Linked DNA regions of Mus musculus: region 1 is linked to region 2. A link is a loop called in an ENCODE intact Hi-C map of the cell type or tissue named here. Cell type or tissue: heart. All regions are shown on one strand. Each heading gives the region's core, and the rest is flanking DNA. Links, peaks and the distances in the headings are about the cores only. Region 1 holds the start of Foxc1 (forkhead box C1). Region 2 overlaps Mylk4 (myosin light chain kinase family, member 4).

What was found. Hi-C counts contacts between places; a loop is a spot of excess contacts. Peaks named below come from ENCODE experiments on the same cell type or tissue, not always from the same donor. Only the 100,000 strongest peaks of a DNase experiment are listed, where the experiment ranks them.
Region 1: it touches region 2 in a loop (4-fold over the local background); 7 of 42 quality-filtered maps call a loop at or near these places.

Annotation. Positions count from the first base shown.
Region 1 is chr13:31,793,362-31,809,798 of GRCm38, forward strand. It overlaps Foxc1 (forkhead box C1), which reads left to right and starts at 13,285. Exons shown (of 1, transcript NM_008592.2): 1 at 13,285-16,437. The coding sequence starts at 13,847. The coding sequence ends at 15,508. In heart, for the core only: a CTCF peak has its summit at 8,012 (motif pointing right); DNase peaks (open chromatin) are centred at 5,080, 7,980 and 8,500; H3K4me3 peaks cover 3,615 bases; H3K27ac peaks cover 2,501 bases; H3K27me3 peaks cover 5,880 bases.
Region 2 is chr13:32,721,702-32,738,138 of GRCm38, forward strand. It overlaps Mylk4 (myosin light chain kinase family, member 4), which reads right to left. Exons shown (of 15, transcript NM_001368880.1): 3 at 7,375-7,453; 4 at 6,634-7,054; 5 at 5,142-5,431; 6 at 3,078-3,183; 7 at 442-535; 8 at 257-366. Among named protein-coding and RNA genes, the nearest start is that of Mylk4, 54 kb to the right of the region's middle. In heart, for the core only: a CTCF peak has its summit at 9,806; no DNase peak of the experiment used is centred there.

The sequences.
Region 1 (16,437 bases), core at 4,651-12,650, 930 kb before region 2:
CCCCCTCTTCCACCACAGCCCCAACCCCCCTTCCTGCTGCCATGCTTCCCAACAGATAATATTCCTGCAAATGACAGGAGAAGTCTATATTCCCTGCAACTTGGGCCTGAGCCCCTCTCACATTAGGTTAATTCACCGCACCTTCATTTTGTGAATCAGCAAATGTTATATAAACGATTTACCGTTTTCAAGCTGTGATAACATCAGACCCCAGGGAGATAAAGGGCTTTGTGTGAAACCCAATGCCCGGTGATGGGAGTAAGCAAGGCTTCTTTTCTCGCTCTGGGAGCTTTAGGCTTGGTTATCTCTTCCCCCTCACCACATTACTTCAGGCCGTTCACACCTCTCCTTCCCCCACCAACACTGGCTTCTTTCTCTTTCCAGCCTTGTCTATGGGGACTTTCTGGAAGGCTCTAGATGGGATCTTGTGTCTCAGGTTGCAGTCAGTCTCCAAATTCCATCTGCCTACACTGCAATCAACAGCCAACACCAACTCTCAGCTAAGCAGTGATTTCACAGGCAAAAGCCTCATTCCTCTACCTGGAGGATTGCTGAAATTTGCATTTTGACAGGTTTTTTTTGCCTAAATGAACCTTGCAGTAGCCCAGAATCCACACTGGAGAAAGTGTTCACCCTCTGTTCTGCCAACCCCAGAAAGCTAATGTTTTTGTTAATGCACATGCAGTTGACTTCAAACTTTGTTTGGTTAATGAGGGGGGAAAATGTCTCAAATGTATGACTTCGAGATAGTTCCGGGACCCAGAACTTGTCCAGTGTGCTTGGGTTCCACTCCACAACATTGCAAGAAAGGTAGAAAAAAATCTCTCCGTTGCGAGCCATCCAGCGCACACTACGGCAGATGAAGATATCATGTGTATTCTTGATAACTTATGTGCACTTGTGGATCTAAGTAGCCCCCGAGCTATGTAAAGGACAGTGTTCCCAGCCTTCCACAGATGCTCTGCTTCCGGTAAACCTCAGTGTCTAGTTGGAAAGCCATAGAACCATTTCTCGTTCATCATAATCTTCGTTTTAAAGTTTCCTATCTTGGAAATTTCTCTTTTCAGGGATATTTTTGAAGGTTCCCCACCGAGACTGTATTGTGCATTCCCTTCTTTATGATTTCAACAAGACACACATATCAATGTAAAATGGGGGCACAGCTAAGCACTTCATGCTGGGCCTTGTGGCCATCTTTTGATACATATGCAGCTAGAGACAAGAGCTCCGGGGTACTGCTTAGTTCCTATTGCTATTCCACCTATAGGGTTGCAGTTCCCTTTAGTTCCTTGGGTGCTTTCTCTAGTTCCTCCATTGGGGGCCCTGTGGTCCATTCAATAGCTGACTGTGAGCATCCACTTCTATGTTTGCTAGGCCCTGGCATAGTCTCACAAGAGACAGCTATATCTGGGTCCTTTCAGCAAAATCTTGCTAGTGTATGTCGGCCATCACTGCAAAGAGAGGCCCATTGGACTTGCAAACTTTATAGGCCCCAGTACAGGGGAACGCCAGGGCCAAAAAGGGGGAGTGGGTGGGTAGGGGAGTGGGGGAGGGTGGGTATGGGGGACTTTTGGTATAGCATTGGAAATGTAAATGAGCTAAATACCTAATAAAAAATGGAAAAAAAATAGTTTAAACATTTAAAAAAAAAAAAGAATAATGCTTTGCTTGCCCATTGTAGCCTGAGGCCCTGGGACACCTCCCTGCCACTATCACTGCCACTTTTATTGGGGAAGGGTACATTTCCCGTCAGATTGGACCCACCAGCCTACCACTCAGTTCCACTGAGATTACTGGGGCAAGCTGGTTTCCCCACAGGTGTCCTGCCTTCGGTCCATTGTGTGTACTGCTCTGGATCGGCTTCAAGAAGGAAAATGGCCTCACATAGTATGTGCTGTATGTAGGCAGAATTTTGGATCAGGATCTTAGAGCTTCATGCCCAGATGGAAACTATTCATAAAGAACACCCACACTCTCCCCAAGAGGGGGTGAGGGCCCTCAGAATGGAGCTTCTAAGTTGTGGCACCAAATTGTTACCCCCACACTTGCTGGATGAGTGGACCATGGGCTCCTACATCATCCAGAATGCTGCTGTTAGGGTTTCTCCTTCCCAGCAGCAAAAAAAGTTCCAGATGTTTCTCGAATTCTGCCAGGTGTGGGCCTGAGTTCCAAAGGCAACTAGGGACCACACTGCCCAGTGTACCCCAGGTTCTTGATGGCAAGGGTTACACTGAACCCCACGCTCAGGTTACAGCTGCAGAGACAGTTTTTCTGCAAACAGGATCAGCTGGCCACAGAAAGGATGGGAAGCGGTGGCTACTCCCCTCCCCTCTCTTTCCTTCCTAGGGCCCAGAGTCTCTGATGAACGAAAGAAAGCCAAAACAACAAGCAGGAATGGTCCAGAGACAATGTGTAGCTTTTGAAAACAGAAAAAAAGCGTCAGGGGTGTGTTCCAGGGACAGAGCCTGGGGCCCTGGATTCAATTCTCAACCCCTCAAAAGCAGAGGATGATGAGGGCCATGCTTGAACGGTCACCCCCCCCCATCACCCCAGGAAAGTAATTCAGGTAACCGGGAGCACCCTGTATTCTCCTGTGCCAAATCCTAAGGAGACCCTAAACCAGGCCTCCCAGAGTCTGCCTCTGGTGTTTACTAACAAACCACGCAGAATGTGAGAGAATTCCCAGTCTTCCCATTCTGTTTGGGACAAACACTGGGCCAGCAAGATGGTGCATGTGCTAAAGGTGACTGTGGCCAAGCCTGATGACCTGGGGGCATCCTCGAGGCCCACGTGAGAGGACAGAACCAACTCCACAGCATCACCAGTTGATGAAAAAAATGAAAATGTACCTCTCGTGTTTCCTTCAGAAGTGTGGATCTCACGTTGTTCTGATTTATTCAATGGGACGCATGAAACCCCCAGCACTCCCTGTATTGGGGAATTTCAAAAGGCATCGTGATTCCTGTACTCAGTGTTAGAACCACCCTTGACCCTTCTAGCCCCATGTTCCTTCTTACCTTCCACAGCTCCACATCTGCTTAGTGGAATGTTTAATGGCAGCAAATAGTCAGAGATAGGGCCCATGGGGGATGGCTACTAAGACCTATCAAGATGTGTATTCGGGAGAATGACTCAAAACTCCATAAAGTTTCCTGGGAGAACATTACTCACACAACAGTCTTCTCCCCAAATATAGACACGATATTTGTTTGGTGGGTAGATGGGAAAACACCGCCAAGCACGTCTGAAGCCAGCGCTTGACTTGTGTCTCACGCTGCTTGGATCTGCTGCAGAATGCTTGCTGGGTTCTAACTACTTTGTCGGAATATGTCTGGCAGAGCCGCAAAATGAGTTCCAACTCTTCTTTTATGAGATTTACAACAGACTGTCGACACCATCTGATAACTGATCCTCCTGGAAATCGGCAGGGCTATATAGATATCGTCAGAATGCAGATGTACATGCCGTCAAGAAAGGAAGAGACGGAGAAGAGAATATCATCAAGGAAACAGAAAATTTGCCAAACTCAGGAAAAATAGGCAATGCCGGTTTCATTTTTGACATCCATTTACAAGTAAAAACTGGCTATCACTGTGCATTAGCATCTTGGTATTTAATTGTTTTTTCTTTACTTTTTTTTTTTTTTTTTTTTTTTTTTTTTGTAGTGTTACAGGAAACCAGGGGCAAGCTAGGGGAGAGGACAAGCCAAGGACTTGATTTTTTTTTTTTTTTTTTTGATTCTCATTGGACTTTCCCTGCTTGTATTTTTTAGTGCATATACTATAGTATCTAATATGCATGTGTATGGGTGTGTGTGCACACACACATATATACACACACACCTCCACCACTGAAGTACATTCAGCCCAATCTCGTATAAAAAAAATAAAAAATAAAAATAACAACAACAACAAAACTAACAACAACAACAAACAAAACAAAACAAAACTGAAAATGAGTGAACATGGCCGTGGGGAACCTGACTGAGTCTATGAGGACATTCTATAGAAAGGAAAAAAAAAAAAAAAAGGCAGCTGGCATGAATGGCAGTCGTGTTTACTAGAAAACTAGCTCGCTCCCAGCACACAGTAGACAATGCACTGATACTAAACAAAATGTGTGCGTATGCTGGCCTCGCTGTCAGGAGGGCTGGCTCCACAGGCCTTCCCTGCCCACTGCCAAAACATTTCCCAGCGCCGCGTCAGCCTGCCTTTGGACACGTTCCTTACTAAAACAAATAGGTCTAACAAATCATCTTTGATAGCAAATACTCATAAAGACAAACAATGAAAACTACTATGTTGTGTGTCTTAGGGCAGCCGGCACTGTGTGGAATTGCCACACACAGAAGCAAAACAATCGGGCTTGCCAGGCCAGCTCCCAGAAGTCAGCGGCTCATGGCAACATGCTTCTTTTGGGTGAGTAAATTTTTCGGGCTTTGGGCTACGGTGGGCTTCTCCCTCCGCAGTCACAGACTGCCTCTGTGCTGTCTATGTGTGAAAGGGGATAATCACCTGAAAACAAATTGAGTTGTAGCGCGCACTCGGGCAAATTGAAGGAGCCCGTCCCGTGGGCTATCCTGGCACCTTATGAAAGCACGTTTAGTGTTATCTAATCTGGTGCCTGTTTCATCACAGGGGGAGCCAATAATGTAAACCTTTGTGTTGAAGGAAGGAGGGAGAGAGCACCCAGCAGGCCTGGCCGCTCCCTGGCGACCCAGCCCCCAACCTGCCCAACAGTTAGGCAGGAGTTTGCCATCCTGTGACTTTAAGTGAGAAAATGATGGATGAGCAGGGGTGTACTGCGAGGCAAAAATGGCTAAGAGACTCGTTTCCTTTTCCCATCTGTTCAGGAAGGACGTCAGTGAGGTAGACTAAACATAGGTCCTGCTCAGGGTTCCGAGTGCGTGCCTGTGGCCTGTGTGAACACAGCAGCCGTCTGCTAAGGGACCTTCCTCCAAGCCGTGGCAGACAAAGGCAGTCAGATACCAGCCTGCTGGGCTTGAAGAGAAGCAGGGCAGTCCTAGACTGTCACAGCAGTCGGCAAGGACCTGGGGCTGTCCTCGGGGAGTCTGGCATTGTAGTGGCCACACTTTGTATTGGCCAACAGTGAAGAAATACACTGGATCCGAACTGGGGCTCACGGGCACTTTTCGATCTGGGCACCACTATAGTGGTCCCTACATCCCCTGACACATACATTCGCCCACAGGAAAGCAGAGCCGCTGCTGTCCTTTGGATATGATGGGCAAGCACCTGCACTTCAGCATTGCACTGGGGCATGGACCTAGTCGAGGTCTAGGAGACCAACTGCCCCCGGTGCCTTCACCCCACTGTTGGCCTTTGGCACAGTCTTCCAGACCCAGACTCAGACGCAGACCAAACCCTAGTTGAGCGGTAGAGGATTTCCGAGGAAGAGCCCCTCAGTTCCCCCTTTCTCCGACCTATCCTTCTCCATTTCTGTACTCTGCTTCTACTCTCTTCCCTAGGTAACTCAAGGTCTTCACCTGCACCAGACCCTAGAGCCTTGGTGGGTCTTATGACTAAGGAGCTGATATGCTGTGGCAAGGCTAAACTAGGCTTTGCCAGTACTCCCACTTTGTTATGGGCCAGCTTACTCTTCCAAGCCTCAGTTTCCCTCCTGGTGATGTTAACGGTCTTACTTTGATGATTTTGGCGGCAGGGGCGGCGGTGCACGGGGTGGGGTTGGGGAGCAGTCCTGGCTTGAGGTCCTGAGGATCTAGAAATAGCCACAGCTTTTGCAGGACAAGCTTTGCCAAGCCCCTTGGTCTGAATTTTATAGTAAGGACTGAGAAGAATGCTCCCAACCTTGCCTTTAGGGTCTGCAGCTTCCTAGTTGCAAGGTCCTGTCTGATTGGTCCCTGAGAACAGTGGCTAAGAGACAGCACAGAGCTGGAAGCAGGGCACACGGGTGCTTCTCTATTTTTCATTTGCTGTGCTCGTTGGAAACAACCTTGAAGCAACTAAATAGGGAGAGTCACCAAATAGCTTCCAAAGAGCGAGAAAATACAACTCCTCATTTACCTATCCAGGCTCAGGAGGCCGAGGCAGGAGCATCTTGAACTCAAAGATCGCCTGGACAACTTCGTGATAGGACACTTGCCTAGTGTGTGTGGTCCTGGGTCAGGCTCACGTCTCCAGTGTGAGCAGCTCTGAAATCACGTGTAAGGATGCACGTAAACAAGTCCTGCCCAAGTCCTGTACACTTCACAGACAGGACACGTTAAGTATGGATCTGTGTATAGGAATTCTTCCCATAGTTATTCAAATACAACCTCACAGAAAGGTCTTGTAAAGGGCAGCTGTTATGTGCCCAGCTGCTAGAATCATGCTACAGGAAAAAAAAAAAATCACGATTCACATCCACGTTGTTTAGTAAAGGGATCAGTGACCTGAAATATCCTTAGAAGTTGGCATGTGAGATAAAGGTAGAAATTTGCCATTTGTGACAGTCACTAATTTAAATTTCCCCCTCTTGTTTGCACATAAACTATGTATTTACAAGGGGCACGTTAAGGTCCTCCAGACTCAATGAGTCAGTCTGGGAGGCTATATATCCTGTTGGCAGGTTATTTATTCCCCTTAAGCTTCCCTTCTCTCACGTGCAAGATGCAGATAATAGCATCCATGTCAGGGTCCTTGTGAGGGTTATTTGTAGCACTTGGCAGGATGACAACGTAAGTGCCCCAAGCATCTTAAGTATTCTTATTAGTGTGCTTATTAGTGTCTGTGCTTCAAGAGAGACACAGCCTACCAAACGGATTCACCTTTCATTGGCATTAGAGTGCTACCCTTAACCAAGCTTTGGGGAGGAAAAAAATAGCTGCTTCCCTGGTTGGATGGAGAGAGATTTTAAAATTCCAGCTGTGGTCTTTGTGACCTCAAACAAAAGGAAACCTTTCCTAAAAGTAATTTGGGGTGTAAGCCATGATTACATCTAGGGCTCAGGAAGCCAGAAGCCCAGAATTCAATGCCACACACACACACACACACACACACACACACACACACACAGAGAGAGAGAGAGAGAGAGAGAGATTCTGGATACATTGCCGTATTTTGTAGCTTAAACCTAGTCAATTGTTGGTGTTAAAGAAAAGGGATTGTGAAAGACATAGCTAAATACTATGGTTCAAGTGTCTCCTTTCTTTGCACATGTTTATTTCTATCTACTATTCTGTGGCCACTTGCTTCTGTATTTGTCTTTTTCTTACAGCTTCACTTCCAAACTAAACAGCACTCACTAATCCCAATGCATACCTCCTCAGGTGCCAGCGCTGAGCCTGTGTCTATGTCTGCAGCGTATGTAAATACTGGCGCGCCTCTGCATTGGTAAAGCCGTAGGTGTGCATGGTCTGTTCTCACGCGGTGAGTTGGGGTGTGTAAATGCATGCGGGGGTGTGGGACCTCACCAGCAGCCACCATCACTGCCACTCACTAGTCCTGTTCTTTAAACCGGTTCTTTGGAGGTTCAGTTTTTGGTAATTAAGACTAAGGAGTGTTTTAAAAACAGAAGTACATTTTCCTGGAAACCAGCAGTCTTCATTTGCAACTTTTATTGGCAGACCTGGCGGCCAGTAAATGCATTCCTTGGCATCTCTCAGAAAGTCATTCACTCGGCGAAGTGGCTTTGCCTTTTCTGTAATGTGTACATCAATTTAAAGGGGCCTTCTGGAAGGAATGTGTCGCCGATGGCTGAGAAAGCCCCAATCTCGGGTCACTTCCGACTCTAGGAAGAACATCCCAGATCTATGCCTGCGGGGATGCTCACTGGGATAGGACTAGTCTCTGGGGAAGTGAAAGTTGCCGCCCGAGAAAATTGGGAGCTTCCTTCCAGCCACAAGGTCCTCAGTCAACCTGTCCCCTCACCCCCACCCCACCCCCACTCCCGAGAGGCTCCAGAAGGGAAGGGACCGTCCTTCGCCGGCCTCTGGAACCGGAGCGACCGCAGAGGCAACGCGGAGGTGAAGCAGCGGGCGGCAGGGGGCGCTCGGAGCACGCGCAGTGTTGGGGTCCCGCACGAGCAGTTCCGGAGGAGCAAGACTGGCCCAGAGCACCTAACCGCGGGGAGCTGGGCTCGAAGCTGCCCAGTGGTCCGAGGTTTCTATGTGTCCCCTCCTTTCTTGCCTTTGTCTCCTGGGTAGTAGAAAGCTGCAGAGTCGGAAAGAGGCTACAGGTCCCCGTGGCCACCCCTTCCATCTCCAGTCGCCTGGGAGCCTCAGACTTCGAGCAAGGCTCGCCGCGCAGAATCAAGTGCTAACTTTTTGTATCGTACCTTAAGACCTGCAAACACCCAGCTTTAGTCCAGGGCACCGCGGGTGCCCCCCAACCCCACGTCCCCGAAAATGAGAACTGTGAAACCGACTGCTTCTTGTGCACTCTAGGTCTCCACATTTGCTGACCCAGAGTACAGTGAGGTGCACTATGGGGTGCGACCCAGAGTTGGGGCCAGCTGGGATTGCAGGCGGCAGACTAGGGGTCTCTACGAAGGGCGCCCTGGAAGTCAGGAAGAAAGACCCACTGTAGCACTGTGGTGCCTGAGTTCTTGGCAGGAGACACCGGACCAGCCCTCGGTCTGCAAGGTGCAGCCATCTCCACTGGCCCGGGCATCCCGAATCGTTTTGAGGGTCTGTCCCTCAGAGCACAGCGTTTCTCCCAACACCTATGGACCAGGGGGTGTGGGTGCTAAAGGGCAAAGTTTTCTCTGCAGCCCGGGGAAGGTGCTGGCTTCGCCCCACTGCCCGACGGTCGGCGCCAGTCCGCACCCCGTAGTTCCTGGCAGCGCAAGTCTCCCCGGTCTGGGGACCTGCTTGTATTTTACAGGTCACCCGCGATGTGAGGAGGCTGGGAAATGAAGGGGCCTCTGCCTTCCCAGGCCCTAAAGTTGGCTGCCACCATGAGTCTGTTGGGAATCTGGTTCATGAGGATCCAAGGCACGGGCTTATGCCGGCATGCACGACCCATTCTTTCCCATCGTCTGCCCCTTTTCAAATTTTCTTCTTCTTCTTCTTCTTCTTCTTCTTCTTCTTCTTCTTCTTCTTCTTCTTCTTCTTCTTCTTCTTCTTCTTCTTCTTCTTCTTCTTCTTCTTCTTCTTCGAAGGGGCAGTTTGGCTCTTCATCTACCTCTTCCTAGACAAAGAAAGGCTCAAGTCTTTGGTGAGCAGGCTCCAAAGTTAAAGATTCATTTCTCCTGTGTTTTGTGGCCTCGTTATGGCTCAACTCCACTCTGAACCGGGACTGGCTGTGGAAGTGTGGAGCTTTCCTGTAAAGGGCTGACAAATGGATCCACCCCAGGGGTTAAAGAGCAGGTGTTGGCTCTCTGTCCCTGTAAGCAATTAGAGAGGCCAAGAAGACTAACTTTGAGAACTTGGGAGATGACTTTAAATTATCTCATGCAAACTTCCTGCGGAGGGCCATGTCTAAATGGACGACTATCTGATTAATTCAACCAAACAAATAAGCAGTGTAATCATTTTGTGTTCGAAGTAATCAAAAGACAAACGCCTTTTTTCGTTTTTGTTTTGTTTTTTTGTTTGTTTGTTTGTTTGTTTTGGTAGAAGTCGTTCAAAGGAAGGGGTTGAATTAGAGGAATCCCGTTATGAACGTTCTGCTGTCAAGCCTCCGAAGGAGGAAGTCGATTCACAGGAACTCGCAGCCACCCAGGTGTTTGCCCACCCACCCCCATCCCCACCGCGCGCCTTCTCCCTCTGGTGAAAAGTCACACGGATGACAAAACCTATGTGCCGCCTGATGGTTTGATAACAAATAACGGGCTTTGACCTTAGGACATCCTCCCCTCCCACGGACTTCTGGAGAGGAAAAAGGCCAAATGGAGGACTAAGGGAATTCTCTAAATAATTGAAAGACACCTCCAAAGGGACTTTGCCCTACTTGTCTGTCGTGGTAGCCTCGTGGGAAGTTTCCCATACACACTGCTGGGACAGTTGTCGCCGGCCCAGGCCCACTTCATCTTCCAGCTGGGAAAGCCACCTCTACTGACACCAGCCCCCTGGGGAGCCGTGGAGGGTTGTACCATCTCGGGTACAACTAGTCCTGACCCTCGATGCACACGCAGGGGCTTCCAAAGGCTAAACACCGAACCAAGAGAATAAAACTACTGCAAATGGGCAGAGGAATCTTAGGCCTGACATGAGTGGGGTCTGGGGGGGGGGGGGGTGTACCGCCTAGGGAACACAAGTCGATCTGTTTCACACCCTGCGGGAGTGAATTTCTGAAAGCGTCTCTCCATCCAATCTTTACTCCCTTAACTAGAAATCGGAAAATAGCTTTTCCAGGTTCTGGTGACCAGCCTCGGTGTTGCTGGCCCTTGGCCCCACTCCCCATTCCTGTGGTGTCACCACGTCCCCAATCCGGGCATTCCAGAAGCTCTCCGCCACAGCCCGCTTCCCGGTGCTTTTGTGCAGGAGGGGCCCACAGAGGCACAGAGGCCTCTTTTTTTTTTTTTTTTTAAACCGTTACCGTGACGTCATACCTCTTTCTCAAAGCTAAGATCCCTTCCTTGGGCCTGGGGAATTGTAACCTCTCCAGGAGGGTCAGAGAGGGGAACGAAGGTCGGCTGCGCCTCAGCCACCAGTTCACCAAACATTCATTACCGCTGTCGCTTGCGGGGACTTTCAAGCTGCAAGTACCCAAGGTGTCAAAAAAGATGCCCAAGGGGTCCTGCGGTATTTCTCCCAATCAAGTCACAGGTTGTCGGGGAGACGGCAAAGTGATTGCCCGGGGGACAACAGAAAGAGGGCATCCAAAACTTCAACACAAAAATGAAAACTTTAGCTTGTACCCCCCAAAGACTGCATCTTCACGTTCAAACAACAGCCAGTAACAACAATAAAACACCAAGCGCTTGAAATACAATCAAACCGTTCACTGGAGGCTTGCTTCCGAGTAAGCATATAAAAACCAAATGCAAATATCTTTTCCTGGCGATTATCCAGAGCCAAACCATGGAAAGTTGATCTTTGTAAAACTGAACACCCCCCCCACCCCCCCGCGTGCCAAATACGAATTTCACAATGTCAAATTTTATATCCAAAGCCAGGAGGGCAACAGAAAACACCACTGCTGTTTGATTTGTTATTTACAGAACAAACTGTTTACACTTCTAAGGACTGGGGGTTGGGGAGCAATTGGGGACTGGGGGAGGGCACGCAACACATTGTCTCTTACAGAACCCCGCCCGCTGGAATGTGGAAACCCCACAATCAGAAAACAAACAAGTTGCTAAAAGCTGCGAAGTTGCTAAAAGCTGCGATCATCCTACCACACAGCTGGTTGTGCACACACAGCTTAAGAACCAAATGCCAAGGTGTAGGGGACGATCACTTTCTAATTGTACTCCAGCTAGGGCCAGACCCAGGACTTAAAGCCACAGCGTCAGGAGCTGGTGAGGCCATTGGTGTGCTGGGCTAGAAGGAGACATGAATTTATATTTTAGGACGTGTAGCTTATACTCTCACCACATTCAAGAATCTTTAGGAACAACTGCTGACTCTGGTACTTCTCCCAGTCCAACAGTGTCCTTAGTCTTGCAAACATCTGGGAATAGAGGATCAAGTGAGCCCACATTGTGCTAGACCAGGATGCAAACTGCTTGCTTCCCTTTGAGAGAGAGAGAGAGAGAGAGAGAGAGAGAGAGAGAGAGAGAGAGAGAGAGTGTTGTGTTTGTGTGTGAATTCTAGAAACATGAGTCTTCTTTCCTTGATATAAATGCCCATTTTGAAATTACACACATGTATGTATTATGTATGTATGTGCGTATAAGCATATGTTCAAGCAAAACAGAGCTGTGCCTACTGCATAAATAAGCATCTTTATCTACTAAGGGAGAGGTGGTGGTGATGGTGTGTGTGTGTTAGTGAGGGAAAGAAGGTTCAAGTCGGTAAACCTTTTGACTCCCAGCAAGTCCTAGCGTTAAAGATTACCAGAAATCGGAGGAACCGAGGTGAAAAATATTCACAAACACTTTTTCACAGTGTTTCTCTCAAACCCATCTTCTAGCAAACGACCTGGTGCCCACTCTGTCAGATTTTTTTTTTCTGGACCAGTTGCTGAAATACAGGGTTGTTTTTCAGTCAGAGGGAGGCCTATCCTCTCAGATCCTCCAATACCGCCCCCCCACCCCCATCTCTACCCATCCTGTTCTAGTCACCCAGAGGCTGCAGCCTTGAGGTTTAATCACGGAATATCTAGGATCATTCGGGGCTTATCTCTTCAAAATCTTTAAGCCGCCTTGTAGGTGCAATTCTGAACACTTCCTCCAACTCAGACTCTGTGAGACAGCTGCCCTGGAATGGGTAGAGGCTGAGAGTGGCTGGGGGAAGCCTTAAGTTCTTGGGGATATTTACCTGACTCTGCTTCACCACAACTACTAATGTCACCGAGCTCTTTTGAACTTAACTGCCCCTACGAGCCAAAATGTACTGGTCAGGACAGAGGGGCAACGCATGGTTTGTCGAGGAAACTTCTGGAGTCCTCTTAGCCCGAACTCTCTAGCTCTTTTAAGCCCTGGAACGCCTGTGAACCCCGTGCTCCTCAATGTGGCCTACACATTCCATCAGCTTAACACACGTTTGAAGTTCCAAGTTTCTATCCCCTCCGCTTACTGCTAGCAGGGAGTGGGGCGAGGCACCGAAATACCATCTTCTTCCTCACTGGAACCCCGGCGGCTGTAACAGCCTTGGTAACCTAAAGTCGGACTGGAGAACCTGCCTGTGGAGAGCAAATGTGATGTTGGTGTGACCGGTGATAGCAGGGAGAGGGATATTCGGAAAGGAGAGGACAAGGGATGGGCGGAGGGCTGGAAAGGACGGAGAAACTCCCGGCGCTGGAGACAGCACGGTAGAGTAAGGACTGAGGCAGATCCTGTGTGACTCGAGGGCTCCGTGGAGGCCTGGGAACAGTGGACGCAGGAAGGGTCTCCGGGCCGGTGAGGACTCCGAAAGTCCGCAGACCGGGAGAACCGCAGAGTCTGGGAGTGAGTGGGTGGGTGCGGTGGGAGGACCGAGCGCGGGCTGCGGGCAGGGGCGCGGGCGCCGGGCCCGGGCAGCCGGCGCGCGTGTGGTCAGCCCCGCGGTCCTCCAGCCGCCAGGAGCGGGCCGGCAGAGCTCGGCCGCTGGCTCATTCACAGGCGTCTCTCGCCTCCCATTGGCTGCCGCCTCCGTAGTGGGGCGGGGCTCCCCTGCCCGGAAAAAAATGTAACTGCGTAAAAAAGTCCTCGCCTGGGTGACGGATGCTCAAAAGTTCAGAAGTTTTCCCAATGCTTCCTTAAGCGGCCGGCGCAAGAGACTGAGAAAAGGTGACGCGGGGGCCCGGGAAGGCGGCCGGCGCGCTGCCCCCGCCCCTGGTTATTTGGCCGCCTTAGCCAGCAGCCCCGAGCAGTGTCTCCTGGAAGGCGCAGGCAGTGGCGAGCAGGGCGCCTTATTTTTTTTATTTGTTTTTGTTTTTTTTTTTTTTTAATTTTTTTTTAACTTTTGTCTCTTTTTTTGCCCCGACTGCGCCTGGAAGTTGATCCGAACGTTCCTCCGAGGCGGCTTGCAGCGTCCTGGTCTGGCCCTCTCCGGGTGCAGCGACCCTCCCTCGCCGCCCGCGCGGGAACTGAGTGGGCTGCGAGGCGCCAGGCGAGCGCAGGGAGAGGCCGAGCGGCCCAGGGCGCAAGGAGGCGGCCGCGGCCGGGACAGACGCAGCGCGGAGGGGCCCGCGGTAGCTCGGCGCGGCCCGGACTCGGACTCGGCGGCCGGTGCGGCGCGGCCCGGCCCGAGCGAGGGTGGGGGGCGGCGGGCTGCGCCTGGCGGCGGCGAGCCGGGGCCATGCAGGCGCGCTACTCGGTGTCCAGCCCCAACTCCCTGGGAGTGGTGCCCTACCTCGGCGGCGAGCAGAGCTACTATCGCGCTGCCGCGGCGGCGGCCGGGGGCGGCTACACCGCCATGCCGGCCCCTATGAGCGTGTACTCGCACCCTGCTCACGCCGAGCAGTACCCGGGCAGCATGGCGCGCGCCTACGGGCCTTATACGCCGCAGCCGCAGCCCAAGGACATGGTGAAGCCGCCCTACAGCTACATCGCTCTTATCACCATGGCCATCCAGAATGCCCCGGACAAGAAGATCACTCTGAATGGCATCTACCAGTTCATCATGGACCGCTTCCCCTTCTATCGGGACAATAAGCAGGGCTGGCAGAACAGCATACGGCACAACCTCTCGCTCAACGAGTGCTTCGTCAAGGTGCCCCGCGACGACAAGAAGCCAGGCAAGGGCAGCTACTGGACGCTCGACCCGGACTCCTACAACATGTTCGAGAACGGCAGCTTCCTGCGGCGGCGGCGGCGCTTCAAGAAGAAGGACGCAGTGAAGGACAAGGAGGAGAAGGGCCGGCTGCACCTCCAAGAACCGCCACCGCCGCAGGCCGGCCGCCAGCCCGCGCCCGCGCCCCCGGAGCAGGCCGAGGGCTCCGCTCCCGGGCCACAGCCGCCGCCCGTGCGCATCCAGGACATCAAGACGGAGAACGGTACGTGTCCCTCGCCTCCCCAGCCCCTGTCCCCGGCTGCCGCCCTAGGCAGCGGCAGCGCCGCCACAGTGCCCAAAATCGAGAGCCCCGACAGCAGCAGCAGCAGCTTGTCGAGCGGGAGCAGCCCCCCGGGCAGCCTGCCGTCGGCGCGGCCGCTCAGCCTGGACGCTGCAGAACCCGCGCCGCCGCCACAGCCTGCGCCGCCGCCGCATCACAGCCAGGGCTTCAGCGTGGACAACATCATGACGTCGCTGCGGGGGTCGCCGCAGGGTTCGGCCGCTGAGCTCGGTTCCGGCCTCCTGGCCTCGGCGGCTGCGTCCTCGCGCGCGGGCATCGCGCCCCCGCTGGCGCTGGGTGCCTACTCTCCGGGCCAGAGCTCCCTCTACAGCTCCCCCTGCAGCCAGAGCTCCAGTGCGGGCAGTTCGGGCGGCGGGGGTGGCGGCGGCGGCGGAGGCGGCGGCAGCAGCAGCGCTGCGGGTACGGGGGGCGCCGCCACTTACCACTGCAACCTGCAGGCTATGAGCCTGTACGCGGCGGGCGAGCGTGGCGGCCACTTGCAGGGTCCGGCGGGAGGCGCGGGCAGCGCGGCGGTGGACGACCCCCTGCCCGACTACTCGCTGCCTCCAGCGACCAGCAGCAGCTCTTCGTCCCTGAGTCATGGCGGGGGCGGCCAGGAGGCCAGCCACCACCCTGCATCCCACCAGGGCCGACTCACCTCGTGGTACCTGAACCAGGCAGGTGGAGACCTGGGCCACTTGGCGAGCGCGGCGGCGGCTGCGGCGGCCGCAGGCTACCCTGGCCAGCAGCAGAACTTCCACTCGGTGCGGGAAATGTTCGAGTCTCAGCGGATCGGCTTGAACAACTCCCCGGTGAATGGGAATAGTAGCTGTCAGATGGCTTTCCCTGCCAGTCAGTCTCTGTACCGCACGTCGGGGGCTTTCGTCTATGACTGTAGCAAATTCTGACCCTATTCCCGGCACTCTTAGAGCCAAATGGAATGGAACCCCAGAGCAGGAACAGTAAAAGAATCCAGCAATGCAAAATCGAAACTAAAAACATACAAATTTTAAAACTTGAGAAGATTCCTCACACCAGCGAACAGAATCTCTCCTGAAATTCAGCTCACCAGCATCAGCTCAAAGAAAACCTATTTTCCTAAAAGATTAATGCAGAACCTCCTCCATTTTTGCCTTATCTAAGTAAGCAAAACCGTAAACTATTTTGTACAGACAACAAAATCATGGTTTATTAAAGGACAGTTTACTCCAGATACCACGTAAGTTTCTTGCGTTCAGAGACTCGCTTTCCTGCTCATTCGTCTTGCCCCTCTGCCTCTGCCTTGCCTCTCACCTGTAAGATATTTTATCCTATGTCGAAAGAACGGGAAAGTACCTGTTTATGAAAATCGCTTTCTTTTTATTCATGGACTTGTTTTTAAATGTAAATTGCAACATAGTAATTTATTTTTAATTTGTAGTTGGATGTTACGGACCAAACACCAGAAAGTGTTCCAAAAGCTTTTCAAGTTAAATTGCCTGAAACTTTTAAAATGTGCCTTTTCTCTCATTATAAAAAGGGAAACTGTATTAATCTCCTTCTATCATCCTTTTCTTTTTGTTGATCATATCCATTGTTTGTTTATTAATAAATTGCCATTCAGTTTGAATAAGACCTATATGTCTGAATACTTTAATACAGCTTTAATAGAAAAGATTTCAGAGCGGAAATTGTAGGAGTTCCCTAGTCTCTGTCAGATTTTTTAAATGTGGAGAAAACTTCTAGGTGATGTCAAATTTCGCTAAACTCAGTTTTTAAAATTGTTAAGTAGATTTTTTTTCCCCCTACAGCGTTTTCTGCAAAACATACTATCTAGTCAACTTGCTTTGTGGCTATT
Region 2 (16,437 bases), core at 4,948-12,947:
CAAACCACTTTCCTCTAGACCGCCCAGGATGAAGTCCAGCCTTGGTTTGTGACACAGTTTAGATATAGGCCACATCTATTTTGTCCTGCTGTGTCTCATCAGTGAGTCACAATGGAAGACTGCACTTAACAGCAATTTCCTTTCTGACCCTGGCAAGATCCCATGTCTCTGGCAACTCAGATCCCATGGTTCTGGCTGAGTCATCAGTGCTGTGCAGAAGCTGTGTGAAGGTGGATGGGTAGGAGAGGACACCTACTACTCCATGACAAGGATGATGTCATGCTTGGACTCAAAGGCATCATAGAGCTGAATGAGGTTCACGTGGTCCAGCTGGTTCATGACGCTGATCTCGTTCTTCACATCCTCCTGAGGAAAAGGGAACAGTCAATTAGTGTGGTGAAGACTGGTCCAAATTAGAGACTCAACTCCCACTGCCCTTACCTTGTCCTTTGCACCTCTAGTCTTAATGATTTTAGCAGCCAGCTTCAGGCCTGTTGCTTTCTCTTCACACTTATGTACCTGACCAAAACGCCCCCTGCCAAAGAAGAGACAGTTTAGTTGGACACAGTAGTCTGCAGGGCCCTGTATCAGCCCCTGCCAGGTGGGACAGTATGAGTTGCCTAGGCATTTGTCTCGTGAGTGAGCAAACCTACAAGTACATCTAGTGTATCTAGAATAGCATTGGCCAAGGTGAGTTCTATGGGTTGCCTACGTCCCCCTCATAAATGGAACATTAAGAATACTGTTCCAGGGCCCTGCATTTGTCCTATTCATGCATGAAGGCATAGCCCCAGAGTTCATTCAGCTGATTCCTAGGCATACTAAAATTTGAAAACTACTAGTACAGATAATTAAAAACTTTCTGAATACATATAAATGTAGAAAATGGAATTTGTAAGCATATGAACAATACAACTTATGGGTCAGGGATAAAATTCAGGGATTAAAATCATTCTAGAAACTGCATTTAAATAAAATAACAATTTGCACATAGAATCATAAAAATCAAAAGTACATATTGTAGCCAATGAGTCCCCAGTGAAGACTTTTATGTTAGCTTAGATATCAACTTAATACTTTATAAGATAGCTGCTTCTATGGACATGGTTTAACTGTGTTCCCAGCGGTTCAAGTGGTAGAAACTGAGTCCTCAGAGCAGAGGTGCTGATAGTTGCATTGAGTCTTTAAGAGCTAGGACCTATTGGTAAGTAATTGTGTCACTAGAGCTTTGGGGAGTGAACTGATATAGTTCTTATTGTGCCCTAGTTAGTTGTCAAGAAAGAGTAATTACAAAGCAAACTCCAATTGTTCTATGGCTTCCTGTTCTATATGATTCGTTCTCTCTCTCTCTCTTCTCTCTCTTCTCTCTCTCTCTCTCTCTCTCTCTCTCTCTCTCTCTCTCTCTCTCTCTCTCTCTCTCTCTCTCTTTCTCTCATCTACTATGATGTGATGCAGCAAAAGGGCTCTTCACCATAGCCAAGTGATGCTGGTAACACACTACTAATTCTTCAGAATTGTAGACTGACTAACTTATCTTTGTGTCATCACAAAGTACCCAGCATTTCATTATAATAGAAAACAGATTACTATAGCATCTCACTTATGTAACTGTATTCAGAAGTACATACACAAGGGAAACTTGGCTTGCTTCCCTTAATGCTTATTTAATAAAGCAAGGTAGGACATAGGTCTCTGCTCTGCGCACAGTGGCTTTCATGGCAGAAAGGGAAAGGGAATCTTTCATAACAACATAGAGAACCAGAAAAAAAAGCATATTTCTGTCACCTGCCGAGATGAGTGTGATCATGCTTGACATGTACAGGAATAGTAGCACCCAAAATTACTCTGTACTACTATGAGTGCACATAAGTGACTGCTTAGATTCCAACACTCACTATAGTGGCCCTCTGTGCTGGCACATGTGAATACAGGCACATGTACTTCCCATGTAATCATAAATAAGAGAATGTCTTTTTTTTTCATTAGCACTAATCCTAGAAGTGCCTGGTCAGCAGTGATGTTCCTTCACTGTCTGACTCCAGTTATCTCTCCATGCTAAGGCTCTCACATGACTTATTCTAGAAGGACCTTGATACTGAGACCACCACATAAGGTCCATGCTGGAACACCAGACTCATGCTAGCTGAACACAGACTTGAGGTATACACAAGTTAGCCTAAGGGAAGGAAGGTTTCCTAAGGGAAGGAAGGTTTGTTTTGACTCCTGGGTTCAGAGGGTTCAGCCTATGCCCACCCAGCCCTGGTGCTTTGGGCCTGCAGTAGCATGGCACATCATAGCAGCAGAAGAGCTGCACACTTCATGGCAGCAAGGAAGCAAAGGGTAGAAAAGGATGAGAGTCGTTTCCACTTCTCCCTTCCAGGACTGGTTGCCTAATTTCATTCAGATACACCTCACTTCCTAAAGGTGCTGCCATCATCTAATAATGCCATGGAGTAGCCTATAGTCTCTTATACACATTGGTTGAGATTCTTTTTTAACCCAAATGACAACATTGACATATAAGTATCCTAACACCCAAGAAAAGAAGATGAACCAAAGAAAACTGTTGAGAATCCGGTGGTATTTGGCCTGTTTCAATGTCTCCTCTAAGTAAAAGATAAGCTACTGCATAATGAACACTTTACTACCAACATGTCTACTACTAACTAGTATCCTGTACTTGGTGCTAAAACAAAAGCTAAAACAACAGGAATGAAAAACCAGCAGAAATATGAACTCCATGGCACTGCAAAGGCATGGATCTGATGCATTTCACCTCCTAGGTGCTAACCCTGGCTTTAGACAGTTCCTGGACCTTTTGGCGAGTCACACTGGGTTTTTCCTACTCTCAGACTTTATGACATGGCAAATAAAGCCAATGTTAAACCAGAAGTATATGCCAACCTTATGGGACTGGTGATATTTTTCAAAAATGGTTAAAACCTCTTGAAATGTTTGTTCTTAGTGTTTTCAGTTCTCAAGTCAAGACCAGCAAACATTTCTTCATCTTGGGCTCGGCCTCGGGAAGGCTCCCTGATTTTACTGAGGGGTGGCTGTTCAAGCAGAGCTTCACTCACCCTCCTAGGATCTCAGATTTGCTCACGGTGTACAGATTGTCCACTGAAGCATGTTTGGCCATTACCATCCGATGATCAAATGGAGCGGCAGGAGCAGGGATGTCATCTGTAAGATGACAAGAGAGGGGCTGTCCATCAAGAAGTCTACCCCTCCTTTCTGCACCAAGTAACATGTCTAAGAGTAAAAATCTGCTCATGTAAAACTGAAATACAAATCAGTCACCTGTCTTATTCCTAATGACACTAGATATAAATTTCCACTTCTGGTATGAATGGACTTTAACTCAAGAATATGTTATCTGGTGTCTTTGAAAAGAAATGTCATTCACAAACTCTTTGGGGTCACATTTAGACAATGCAAAACAGCGAGAAATCTGAAGTTCCAAGGCAGTCATATTTCTGGGGCTGGAGCTGATGTTCAATGAAATACTCTCTTAGCATGGACGAGATTCTTGGTCTGATCTCCAGCAACTCAACTTTTTTTTTCTTGTATGCTTCCAAGCCCGGGACCATTTTTCATTTGACCATGAGAAATTAATTGAGCCATCTTTTTGGAAAATGACCCTGTATAATTCATATTTTAATTAAAGCATAGAGGAAAGGGGAGAAACATGAATTATTTCCTTATGTCACTGAAATATTTGATATTGTATATGACTCTTGTAAAATGTTTTAGTCTTTATTTCAGTGGCATTTTAAGTGCAGAGTTGAATTTTTGCTGGCTGAATGGAAATAAAACACCCAATAAAACTATGCAAGTTATATTCTACCACTATCCAATTTCTCCCACTTTCCACCTTCTACCATGTATATTTAAGTGATAGTCCACATTGACATGAATCCTAACATAAATAGCTGCTCAATAATATTTCTCCTAATGGTCTTCATATTTTCCCATGACCATTGCTGTTCATGAATTTGATCATCCCTATTTAATTATTAAAACAGCTACTACATACATTCAGCAAGGGTATAAAGAGAGGGGAGTGGAAACAGCTATGTTCTTTATTTTATTAACTAATTCATTCATTCATTCAATTTTATTTTTGTTTTTGTTTTTGTTTTTGTTTTTCTTAAGACAGGATTTCTCTGTGTAGCCTTGGATGTCCTGGAACTCAGAGATCCACCTCTGCCTCGTGAATGCTGGAATTAAAGGTTTGAGTTACTATTGTCTGGCTCCAAAACAACTAAGTTATTTAAACTTGGCATTTATCCAATACATATTTCCTGAGCACTTATCTTGTTCTAAGTATATACTAAATAGTAAATTAAGTATTACTTAATAATTAAGTTTAATTAATTCAGCATTTTTATATTCAGATAACACAAATCTCTTGGAATTTAATTTTATGTAAACATTTACCTCTCATGCCACAAATATACCTGGAAAAAATTATGAGAGAATTCTTCAGGAAACATTCATTTCTTCAGATTTTATTCAGGCTGGGAAGATATCTCAGCAGGTAAGAGAGTCTTGTGCGCAAGCCTAAAGACCTGAGTTTGGATCCCTAGGATCCAAGTAAAAGCCTAGCAATGTAACCCAATGTTATGGACACAAGCTTCAGTCTCAAAGGGCTATGGTGGGAAATAAGGACATATGATGCCCTTCTCTGGCCTCCACACTATACAGGTACACACTCTGAGCACATATATTTATAGGCTATATATATATATACATATACATATATATTATCATATATGAATATATATATGAATATCATAATATTCATGCATACTTAAAATAGATAATAGATGATAGATTGTAAATAGATAATAAATAGATCATAGACAGATAACAGATCAATTATAAATAGATGATAGATAGATAGATAGGTAAATAGATAGATAGATAGATAGATAGATAGATAGATAGATAGGCAGGAAGGTAGGCAGACAGACAGACAGAACTGTTTCTCTTGCCTATGCAAAGATCAAGTTAAACATAATAATGATATTAATATGGCATATATCTCCATAAAGCTGTTAAGATAAGAGAAGTTAAGTTGGGATCCTTCATGGAATAGTTAGGAAGCTTTAAAAGTCCAGAAAAAAGGCATTTCCTACCCAGTGGGACCTCCAGGTCTTGCTCTCTAGAGGTGGTCATTCCATCCTGGAGTCTATCACCCAGGCTTCTGGCTTGCCTGGTTTCCTCTGTCCTAGCTGTGGGCTCTTCCCCTCTTCTCACTACATCTATTCTGCTCTTTTTGTTGTCCTCACTGAGGAAGCACTCCTCTGCCACCCTGCGCTTACTGCTGCCAGTAGACTCTGTCTGTTCAGCATTCTGGAAAGTGGATCCTGATGCTGAATTTCCAAGGATTCCTGGTGTAGAAGTGGTCTTTATATTACTGATGCACCTGGAAAATAGAATACATTTGCAGTTTTCAAAGATTCAAGGGAAAATGTTCAGATTGTCAAAATGCTTTGGGAACCAATACTTTCTCATGACAGTGTCTGGGGAAGACAATGTGCTCTGTGATGTGAAGACAAGCAGTCTAGCAGTTGAGGACATCAAATCTAGGAAGATCCAGACACAGAGAGTCTTCCAGAGACCCAACTATGAGCCCTAAAGTGGTCATTTAGGAAACTTAATAAAAGAAAATAAATTATAGAAAAGAAGCAATAACCTCTCAAGATTGACAGCCACAGAAGAACCATTATTTGTGGAAGAATTATCTTAACTAGCATGTTTGGCAGGTACAGGTCTTTCTAAACACATCTTCTAGTGATGAACTTCAATAACAATCCACATTAATATATTGACAATTATATTTCTTCAAGTTTAATTTCAAATGCTAAACCTAAGTAATAGTCATGTCTTAAAGACTTCAGAGGTGCTTGAATACTCTTTATTCCAAACACACAGTCATCATATCTAGAGCAGATAAGTTTAATTGAATACATAAATTCCTGAATTTGTACTTTACCCTTCATAATTTTAGTTTTAAGGAAGAAACTTAGTCAGTTATCTACTTCCTACAGCACAAGGGAAGAAACCACCATTGCATGGATTAGGCCAATGTTTTCAGGTTGGGTTGTTAATTTTCAGCTCAACATAATCATTATTTAATTCTTAGTTTTAGAGAGGATATTTTTTTCTTTATTTTTAAATGGCAGAACATTTTTCCATTTGACCTCTAAGTAGTACTGATTGCTGGAGATATTAAAAATGGTGATCTTGGTATTGGTGTTAAGACTTGGAAACAATCAGACTGAGTTCAGGGAGCCCCTGAGCAAGGCCCTGAGCTCCATCCTCAATGGAGAAAAGCAAGGAAAGAAGGAAGAAAGGGGCTGAGGGATGGAGAGAGGGAGGGAAGAATGGAGGGGAGAAAGGAAGGGAGGTGAGGAAGAAGAGAAATAATTGAAAATATTGGCAAGAATAAAGAGAAATAGCAGAATAATAGCAAAATGTAGCCATGAAAAATCAATGCAATAGAGAGCAGGTTCTAAACATTGCCGTTAAAACTGTCTCCATTTCTCTTTCAGAGTGGCCTCAAATGTCACAGCACACAGAGCTGTAAGACATACCAACTGCAGATGTGCAATACTGCAGCACTACCTTTCATGGGACGGGTCACCATTCATGTCCTCAGTGTGCTGGCTTTCAGTCGAGTGTTTGTCTAGCACTGCTCCACTTGCAGCTGCTGAAGCTCTGTTCTCAGCTTCTACTCCTCTGGAATCGTCCTTAGAAGAAATCCCATTTTCTCCTCCATTGTTATCTTCAGTGTCTTGTTTATCTCTCAGGTTGTTGCTTTCTTGTTTCTCCAGACTTTCTATGCATGGAGCATCTTTTGCACCTGCATTCTCTCTTAGCTCTGTGGAATTCCTCTGAACAAATTCTATCTTGTCTTGTCTTTCCACGTGACATATGACACAACTCCTCTGCACTTCTAATGCACTGGTCTTCTCTGAATTTTTCTTGTTAAGTTTGGTAATCTTTTCTTTCTCGGAAGAGAATTGGTCATTCTGGTCAGTTTTCTCTAGAAGTCACAGAACACAAAAAATTTTAATGAAGAATGCACATGGTCACTAATTTTGGCTTTATTTAATGGCACCTCTTTTCTGGCCCCTTTTTAACATTAGATTTAAGCTTTCAGAAGCAAAGCAGAATAAAATATACCCAGCTGACTGATAACTGCATATCAAAATATTTTATTTGTCATGGTTATGGCCAAACCCAGTCAGATAAAGATATTAATAAAACAGTACTCCTTTCTACAGGATTCAGGAATGTGTGATTTCCTCTGAATTAGAGTACAACAGACTTTCTCCATAACTAGTAAATCTCCTAGGATGTTACCTGTGAGGGCTGATGTCCTTCCTCCTTTGACAATTATCCTTTCATCTAGTGCACGGTTGGACCATACATTTTCCTCAGCCTGTGGGTGCACAATCAAGCAATTGAGGTTAACAACAATGTACACACTGCTTAGCTTCAGCACTATCAACAAGGGCTATCTAATTCTTCATGTGACAAGCATCATAGTACAATGATATTTAACATTATACCTGCCCTCTCCCACCTAGCACCAGGATATATCTGCCTTTCAGAAGTGAGAGCCAAAAGAACTGACTTCTGACAATTAAAATTTAATTTCTCAATTAGTTTTACAGTATAGTAAATATATTATTACTGACTATATTTACCTGTTGTGTGAAAATATCTCAACCTTATTCTTATCTATCTTAAATGTTGTTAATTAAATATAATATTAACAAATCAAAATGTCTCCAAAGATTACTAAACTTCCTCAGGAGTAAAGGGAATTTCTTCCAAGTTGAAATTAATATACTATATAATTCAATCATGGATGGCAAAGGCACAGAAACTGATAGTCATATAAAGTATAAAATAATCTGAATTAATGGAATCCTGTATAAACAGCAATATCAATGAAAATGAGATCATTGTTTTCAAAGAAACTACAACTATGTCATGGTGTGTAAAAGATAGCCCAACTTCATTACTTCATTAAAGGGTATGGATAATGTGTTGGCCACTCTTGACCTCCACTTTAGTGATCTTGATTTGGCTCACATATAAATTGAATAAAAATCAGAATATATGTGAGTGAGTTTTCTAAACTATGAAGACATGAAGTCAGTGAGATTCACAACAATGGGCATCTCCATCCCCTAGAAGATGTCTTCTTCACGAGCTGTTAAATGTTCTCACAATCCTAGCTTCCCTGGGTTAGCTTAGCAAACCCTTTCACATACCATGTGATGGGTGAACATTAGCCTAATGTACACAAATTTCAAGCTATACATTATAAATTGATAAAGTCTTATGAAGCCATAGGAAATCAGTCCCTCCTCATATGATTTGCCCCAGAGTTCTGCAAATATGAAGTATCACAAAAGTGCAGAAAGTAGAAATTAAGACAAATTGCAAATACTCTTATAATTCAGAAAGCTTCCTTTTTCCAGATGGGCAGCTCACAACACAGAGGCACATTTAGTACATTTATAGAAAGCCAAGGTTGGAGATCAAAGCTATAGAAAGCCTCTCTCACTTTTAAGTGCAAATACAGAGATGGCAGGGAAAAAAAGGTCATTTCCTTGGGTGAAGCCAGTTGCTATTTTTGTATATGGGCACAGAAGTTGGTACTTACATAATACCAGCGTCCCTTTTAACATTTCACCAAACTGTCTTTGATAATCTAATTCCTACTAGATGGTGGGTTTATTATGGCCATAGTGCTTGGAACAGAGACATTACAAGGTGATAATGGTGATGGTGATGATGGTTACAGCAGCAGCAGAGGTGGTGGTGTAATGGTGGTAATATAAATGAAGATGACTATGATGATAGTGTGGTCATGATGATGGGGATAATGATGATGAAGATGGTAATGATAGCTAACATGTATTGGGAACAGTCTGTGAGAAATTCCTTGATGCACTTTGCATGCACTTGGGATTCTCAGAAACTCTGAGAGAGAGAGACTATCAGCCACATTTTTATAATGAAGTCAGGATTCTAATTTATTTCTCTGTTTGGTCTGTGCTCTAATGACAGTATATTCTGTATGATTTTTTCTGCTATAGAAAGGGATTTTAGTCAACCTATATAATTAGTATTGTTTGGGATCTACCAGAGAGCAGGCACCATAGAATAAAAAGAGTAACAGTTGGGGCCATAAAATAAAAGCATTAGCACAGCAAGGAAGATGTGTATGTTCATTAGTTAAAAGATTAGAATTAACATGGAAGAGGGGAGAAAGAGATAATTTAATTTTAATTCTAAAATGTCAAATAGGGCAGTTTAAGAAATTGTGTTGGTGGCATTTTATATTTGTCTCTTGGTAATTTCTCTTTTGAAATGATTTCTCTTCTGAAATATGTCTGGAGTATTGGTAGGCACCATGCTTTGGGCTTTAACCTGTGTGGCATAAGTGTTACAGTAAGAGCAAAAATTAGCTTAATAATGATGAAAACCTGGTGTGTTTATTCCAACCCATCAACATATGTAAAAGTAAGAGTTTGGCTATGTAACTGCAGAACCAGTCAGACCACATGTATCTGCTGGCAAATGTGAGCATGTTGTGTCCAAACTGTTCAGAGTCTGTAAGACACTGTCAGTGCTGAAGGCACAGAAGCCAGTCACCAAGCAAGGTGTATTGTAATTATGTATCACAGATGCTTTACCCTTTAAATAATGCAAAGCCTCCATTCATTGCCACAGGCTGATTATAGTTTCATTTCCCTATGTAATACTGACATCTAGAGGAACTTTGAACTGAAGCATCTCTAATAAGCTGAAGTGTCTTTCCCTCTCTGCACCTAGCAACCTAGAGGGCCTGCCTTCATTCCAAAAACTTGTCATTTTGCATCTCCATTCCTCCATAGGAGGACACAGGTCTAAAATAGGACACAGGTCTACAGATACACTTTATTTGTCATCCAAAAATGGCATTTGTTTCCTGTGAATGTAGTAGTCGGGATCAGTGGTGTTAAGCCAGACATTCCTAAAACCATTGCAGTCATCCCGCAAGAGGAAGCCTCTTCAGGACAGCGCTTCTTTCCTGAATTCTCAAGAGGAACACGAAAGCTCATTTCACTCCAATTCATGTATTCATCATTAAAAAAAAACATATATGAATTTTCATATGGACACCTTTGCCAGTTCCTACCAATTCCTTTTACAGCTCTCTTTAAATTTAGATTTTACATGTCTTAAAATGTATATTAATAAAATTGGGCAAACATAATTTATGAGTTTCTATAATAAATGTCTCTAAGAATAAGCATGCCCACATTCATTATCAATGCTTATCACACATGCCACACCATGTCACCTCTACAGTGACATGATGTCACTCGACATAGTAGCCAACCACGCACTCTGATGGGCACCCAGTCCCTGGGCATGAGTTCCTTTTGTCCTGTACCTCAAATCTGCCTTCAGGACCACATTCAAATCCTCTCAGAAGTGAGGGATGACGAAAGGAAAATTAACCCCCAAGGGCAACCTGTGCCCACTCCTTCTTTCATTCCAGTCAATAAAAACTACCCTTTTTCTTATGTTAACTTATTTATTCACTTTGCATCCGATCATCACCCCCTCCTCCCATTTCCCCTCACACAGTCCCTCTCCTGAACCCCCATACCCTTCTCCTCTGAGAGAGTGTGTACATGCCCAAATCAATTCTAAAATGGATTTAACCTTAACCATTACTGTAAAAGTGGAACTCCACTAGACCTCCATTGTGTTGTTGGGCCACTGTCCTCCAACTGGGATATAAAGTGTTCTATTTTGGTTTCTCTAGCACTTGAATGAGAGAATTTAGGGCTCTAAAAACTCCCAGGAAAGCAAGGTGCAGTGAAGGGAAGAAGCGCATGCAGAAATGGGTCTATCAGTGTGGGAGTGTTCTGCTATTAGGCTGTGTCACGGGAAAGCGAGGCTTCCCTGGGGACCATCTTGGAGCATCCCTGACACTCATATCCATTGCTTTACTTCAGAACAAAATGTTATATGACAATTATATCCCTGCATTTGGGGATTAGTTACTTCAGAAAAGAAATCTGTCCTGGGCATATATCCAGAAGATGTTCCAACCAGTAAGAAGGACACATGTTCCACTATGTTCATAGCAGCCTTATTTATAATAGCCAGAAGCTGGAAAGAACCCAGATGCCTCTCAACAGAGGAATGGATACAGAAAATGTGGTACATTTACACAATGGAGTACTACTCAGCTATTAAAAAGAATGAATTTATGAAATTCCTAGGCAAATGGATGGACCTGGAGGGCATCATCCTGAGTGAGGTAACCCAATCACAAAGGAACTCACACAATATGTACTCACTGATAAGTGGATATTAGCCCAGAAACTTAGGATATCCAAGATATAAGATACAATTTGCTAAACGCATGAAACTCAAGAAGAACGAAGACCAAAGTGTGGACACTTTGCCCCTTCTTAGAATTGGGAACAAAACACCCATGGAAGGAGTTACAGAGACAAAGTTTGGAGCTGTGTTGAAAGGATGGACCATCTAGAGACTGCCATATCCAGGGTTCCATCCCATAATCAGCTTCCAAAAGCTGATACCATTGCATACACTAGCAAGATTTTGCTGAAAGGACCCAGATATAGCTGTCTCTTGTGAGACTATGCCGGGGCCTAGCAAACACAGAAGTGGATACTCACAGTCAGCTATTGGATGGATCACAGAGCCCCCAATGGAGGAGCTAGAGAAAGTACCCAAGGAGCTAAAGGGATCTGCAACCCTATAGGTAGAACAACATTATGAACTAACCAGTATCCCGGAGCTCTTGACTCTAGCTGCATATGTATCAAAAGATGGCCTACTCAGCCATCACTGGAAAGAGAGGCCCATTGGACTTGTAAACTTTATATGCCCCAGTACAGGGGAACACCAGGGCCAAAAAGTGGGAGTGGGTGGGTAGGGGAGTGGGTGGGAGGGTATGGGGGACTTTTGGGATAACATTGAAAATGTAAATGAGGAAAATACCTAATAAAAAGTATTAAAAAAAAAGAAAAAGAAATTTGTAACATCACACATGGAGCATGACCAAGACTGTGCCTTGAATAGTGGTTGTGTATCTTGTTGCTATGGCAATGCCATGGTGAGCAACTTCTGGTCATTTTAATGTAATGTGTAGTAATATAAAAATAAAGTTATAATGTTCTAAAATGACTTTGTTAAATTTTAATTAAGTTCTTAGTGGGAGAATTGAGAATAAATAATTCCTCAATATAAAGAGGATAATTTTTAGAAAAATAATAAAAGAACCTACACTTTCCTATTTAAGTATAAAAGATTAATTTTAACATTTTATGTCTATTGTTTGTTTGCAGTATGTGTTCCACAGCAGAGCGTGGAGGTCAGAAGACAGCTTGCTGCAGTTGATTCTCTCCTTCCACCATGTGGGGGCTGGAAACTGAGTACAGTCCACCATGCTCAGTAGAGAGTACCTTTATCTGCTGAGCCATCTCATCAGCCTGATGAAAGATCACTTCTAGAGATCATTTGTAAATAAGTCTATTTCTCTTGATCTGAAGATGCTCTCAATTTCCTGGTACACAAAAGAGAGAAAACGCCCTGTGTCTCTGGTAGACAGGAGGAATTCTCTCTCCCACAGCACAGTCTGCCATCGGGTAAGCTAGGACAGGGTCTCACTAGGAATATAGGAAGGGAAATGTTGGTCTTGACCTCATAGCAGACAGACGGACGGAGTGGCTCCTCCCTGAGCTGAGAATGACATCAAGCAGAATCAGTCACCTGAGTAAATAACCCGGAAAATGAAAGCCAGTGGGTGTGTCCACTGTCAGGGAACAGTGCTTCATTCAGAATCATGAACACTGGACTGGACGGGTCTGGCGTTAAAGCTGCCAGTTCAGCAACGTTTAATTAGACCATTTGTCAAATGAAGATACATGAAAACGTAATATGGAATTTAAGTTCCAATTTTTGAAAAGAAACGGCATTCTTCAGTCTTCTCCAGCAGAAAAAAAAGCCAGCATAGCATAATGTTGATCTAAACACCATCTTTGGCTGTTCCTTGGTGACAAAAGCCTTTTCTTTCCTTCCTCCCTCCCTCCTTTTCTCTTCCTCCCTCCCTCCCTCCCTCCCTCCCTCCCTCCCTCCCTCCCTCCCTCCCTCCCTCCCTCCTTTTCTCTCTCTCTTTCTTTCTTTCTTTCTTTCTTTCTTTCTTTCTTTCTTTCTTTCTTTCTTTCTCTTTTTCTTTCTTTTATTGAAGGTTAAACCTAGGACTTCATGCATGCTAAACAAGTCCAAAGCCCAGAGCCTGCCTGGATAGTATGTCTGCAGGAGTTTTGAAAGACCAGTGACTAGGTATGGCCACGGAGAACAAAGTGTGGACCCCCCCCCCAGTGTCTATTCCACCTTTATTGGGGTACAGGCTACAGATCACAGCTATGAATGCTCCCCTCCATTCTGTTATCCAGCCTATCTCTGGAAATTTTAGAAAAACTCAGTTTAAAACAAATAAACTATAAGTTTTTACCTAATGTTTAGTCCCATTGGGTACTTAGTCATACATCTCTTATACCAAATTGATGGGCTGACTCACACTAAGATATATTACAAAAAAGATCTACATTTCTTTCTAAAGATTTACTTATTTTTGCTTTATATGTATGGGTGTTTTACCTGGGCATATGTGTGTAGTACATGTGTGCCTAGAATCTGAGAAGGCCAGAAGTGGGTATTAGATCCTTTGGAACTGGAGTTACATTGTAAGTCTCAGGCGGGTGCTGGGACTTGAACCCGGGGCCTTTGGAAGAGTAGCCAGTTCTCTCACTCACCCACCCATCCCCCATCGCCTCATATTTCTTTCTACTTCCCTCCTCCCAAATGAGAATTAAAGTGGAAACTTAAGGGTTCTTTGGAGAGTCCATTGTGTTGGATGGAGTTGAAGGAGTGTTTTCCTGAAGTGGTCGCTCACAGGCAGATTTGTGAAGGAACATTTCACTGAAGGAGACACAGGAGAGAGGATATTCTGCTAAAGCAAGCATGTGCAAGGACATGTGATGAAGTATTCTTTTCTAATGGCACGCATGCATTGGTCTGCCTTACATTATGTAGTTGAGCTCCATTTGTTGGGACTCTGTGGAGTTGGGCTGACTGGATGCATGTGCTGAGGCAAGATCCATGCTGAGGCAAGACACGTGGAAGACACGTGATGTTTGGAGGGTATGAATAGGACTCAAAGGAGTGACAGAGACAGAGCTTGGCTTGCTTGTATAGCTAGCTGTGTGGCACTTGTTGGTCTCTCGCCTTCACTGATCTTTGCTTCCCTGAGAGAGGCACAGCCAAGAACTTCTCCTGATGTCCCTCCTGGTCCTTCGCCTGTTCCCTCCTGATGACTGGAGCCAAGGCTGAAACCTGGCTGTCTTTGTTAGGTCATGTTACCACTGTTGCTATCCCAACTCAACTGAACTGGACTGCTGGTGTATCAATAAAGTATTTGCCAGTGGATAGAGCTGCTACTGCCTGTTAGCCTGTGAACTGAACTGTCAACAGACAACACAGACAGGAATTGCTCCAAAGAACCTTTCTAAACAGTTCCACTTCTCCTGTATCCTTTCTTTTCCACTACCTCTGGTGGGTAGTGGGCTACAAGAGAACCAACATTAAAAATAGGATTTGAAAAATTAAAGTTACAGAGAATGCAGAATCCTTATGTGTTTCCCTCAGACGATAACTTCTGCATGCCACCCCACCTCCACATCTGCCTTCTTTTGCTCCAAAAAAAAAAAAAAAAAAAATCTTGGCTCTGAATGCCAGGTCCCTGCTCCTAACTGCTCTAATAAAAGTGGTAGTAGAGGAGGTTGGTCTCAGACCCCGAAGTCCTCTTAACCTTACTCACAGTTGTGTGAATGTATGTACTACAGCCCTGTGAGCCACCAGTTTGTCCTTTACATCCCCCAAGCCCATTTTACTTAACAGATGCTCAGTCCTTACTCCCATAAAAGCTATGAGCATCTTCAATTATCCGGGCAGAGTACCTAAAAATCCTGCCTCTTTCTCACCCTTGACCCAGGTAATATGTAGGGATCCCAAATTCCCTTTCCAGAGTGACCTATGGGGTACCTAAGGAGAACTGTAAAATAAAAAAGCCAATATCCCTAACTGTGCCTCTGGTCCTTTGTCTGAAGACCTCCTGGTTTGCTTCATAGCCACAGTGTGATAAGTAGCCAGGGAAGGGCTGAAGCTGATGGGGGGAAACGTCATCAGACAGGGCACAGATTTATAGATCTTTATATAAAAGTATGTCTGAAAAGCATAAGCCATAGTATCCTTTGGTCTCCTTGGGATTCTGTGTCAGGAGAACACTTGAGCATGTCAAACCCAGCACTGCCACTTTTATGAAATTGTGAACGTGAGTCAGTGTATGAGAAACAAAATTCAAAGGGAATCCTCATTGCTTTACATGCATTTGGTTAGACCGAGTCTTACATGTAAAATTCTTTTTGGACTACACAAGACTAAATCTTGGAAGATTTGCACATGAAGTTTACAGTGGTTTTTCATCACCCAATAAAGCTTTTGATTTCTTCCCCTGCAGACAGTTTTAAGAGCATTCATTTCACTTGGTGTTCTCAGTGTGCATTTTATTTTAGACTCAAGTTTATCCTTCCACCTCCTGTCTCCTATCCCAAGCATTTGTCCTATAAACCCCCTTTCTCCCAGACCAGCTCTCTGTGGTGGCATATGCTGGCAAAGCCTGGATAGGAACACAGTGTCTTCTAGTGGTGGGAACGTGTCCTGTGGATGTTAGGGGCCTCAGAGATCTAAACTTAGACCAAATGGGCAAAATACTTAACCTCTTAATGGCTTGCTTCTGCATGCTCCCCAGAAGTAGAAAATGCTATGATATACTACAAAGCAGAATGGCTTTTGGAAGGCTACCATTTTAAAGCAATGAGAAGTTACAAATCTCTTTAAAATGTTACTAAACTTGGTATATGTAATATGAAGCCTAGATAAAAACTAATGGCCTGAGGTGGATGTGAGGTAGCTGTTAAGTGGCTCTGCTGATAAAGCCTAGAGACTTGAACTGAATCCCTGGAATCCACACAGTAGGAAGAAGAGAACAGAATCATGGGCCATACACAGTTCATAGCCTGCACATAAATAAATAAATAAATAAATAAATAAATAAATAAATAAATACATAAATAAATACATAAATAAATACATAAATAAATACATAAATAAATAGTTTAAAATCCTAATTGGTTCTAAATACACTGATTCTTTAGTTGTCTGCAACCTTCTACTCAATGTGTGTCTGTGGACTGGCAGAGATAGCATTACCTGAAACCCTCCTAGAAACACAAACAAGGGCTAGAAGAGCAGCTAAGA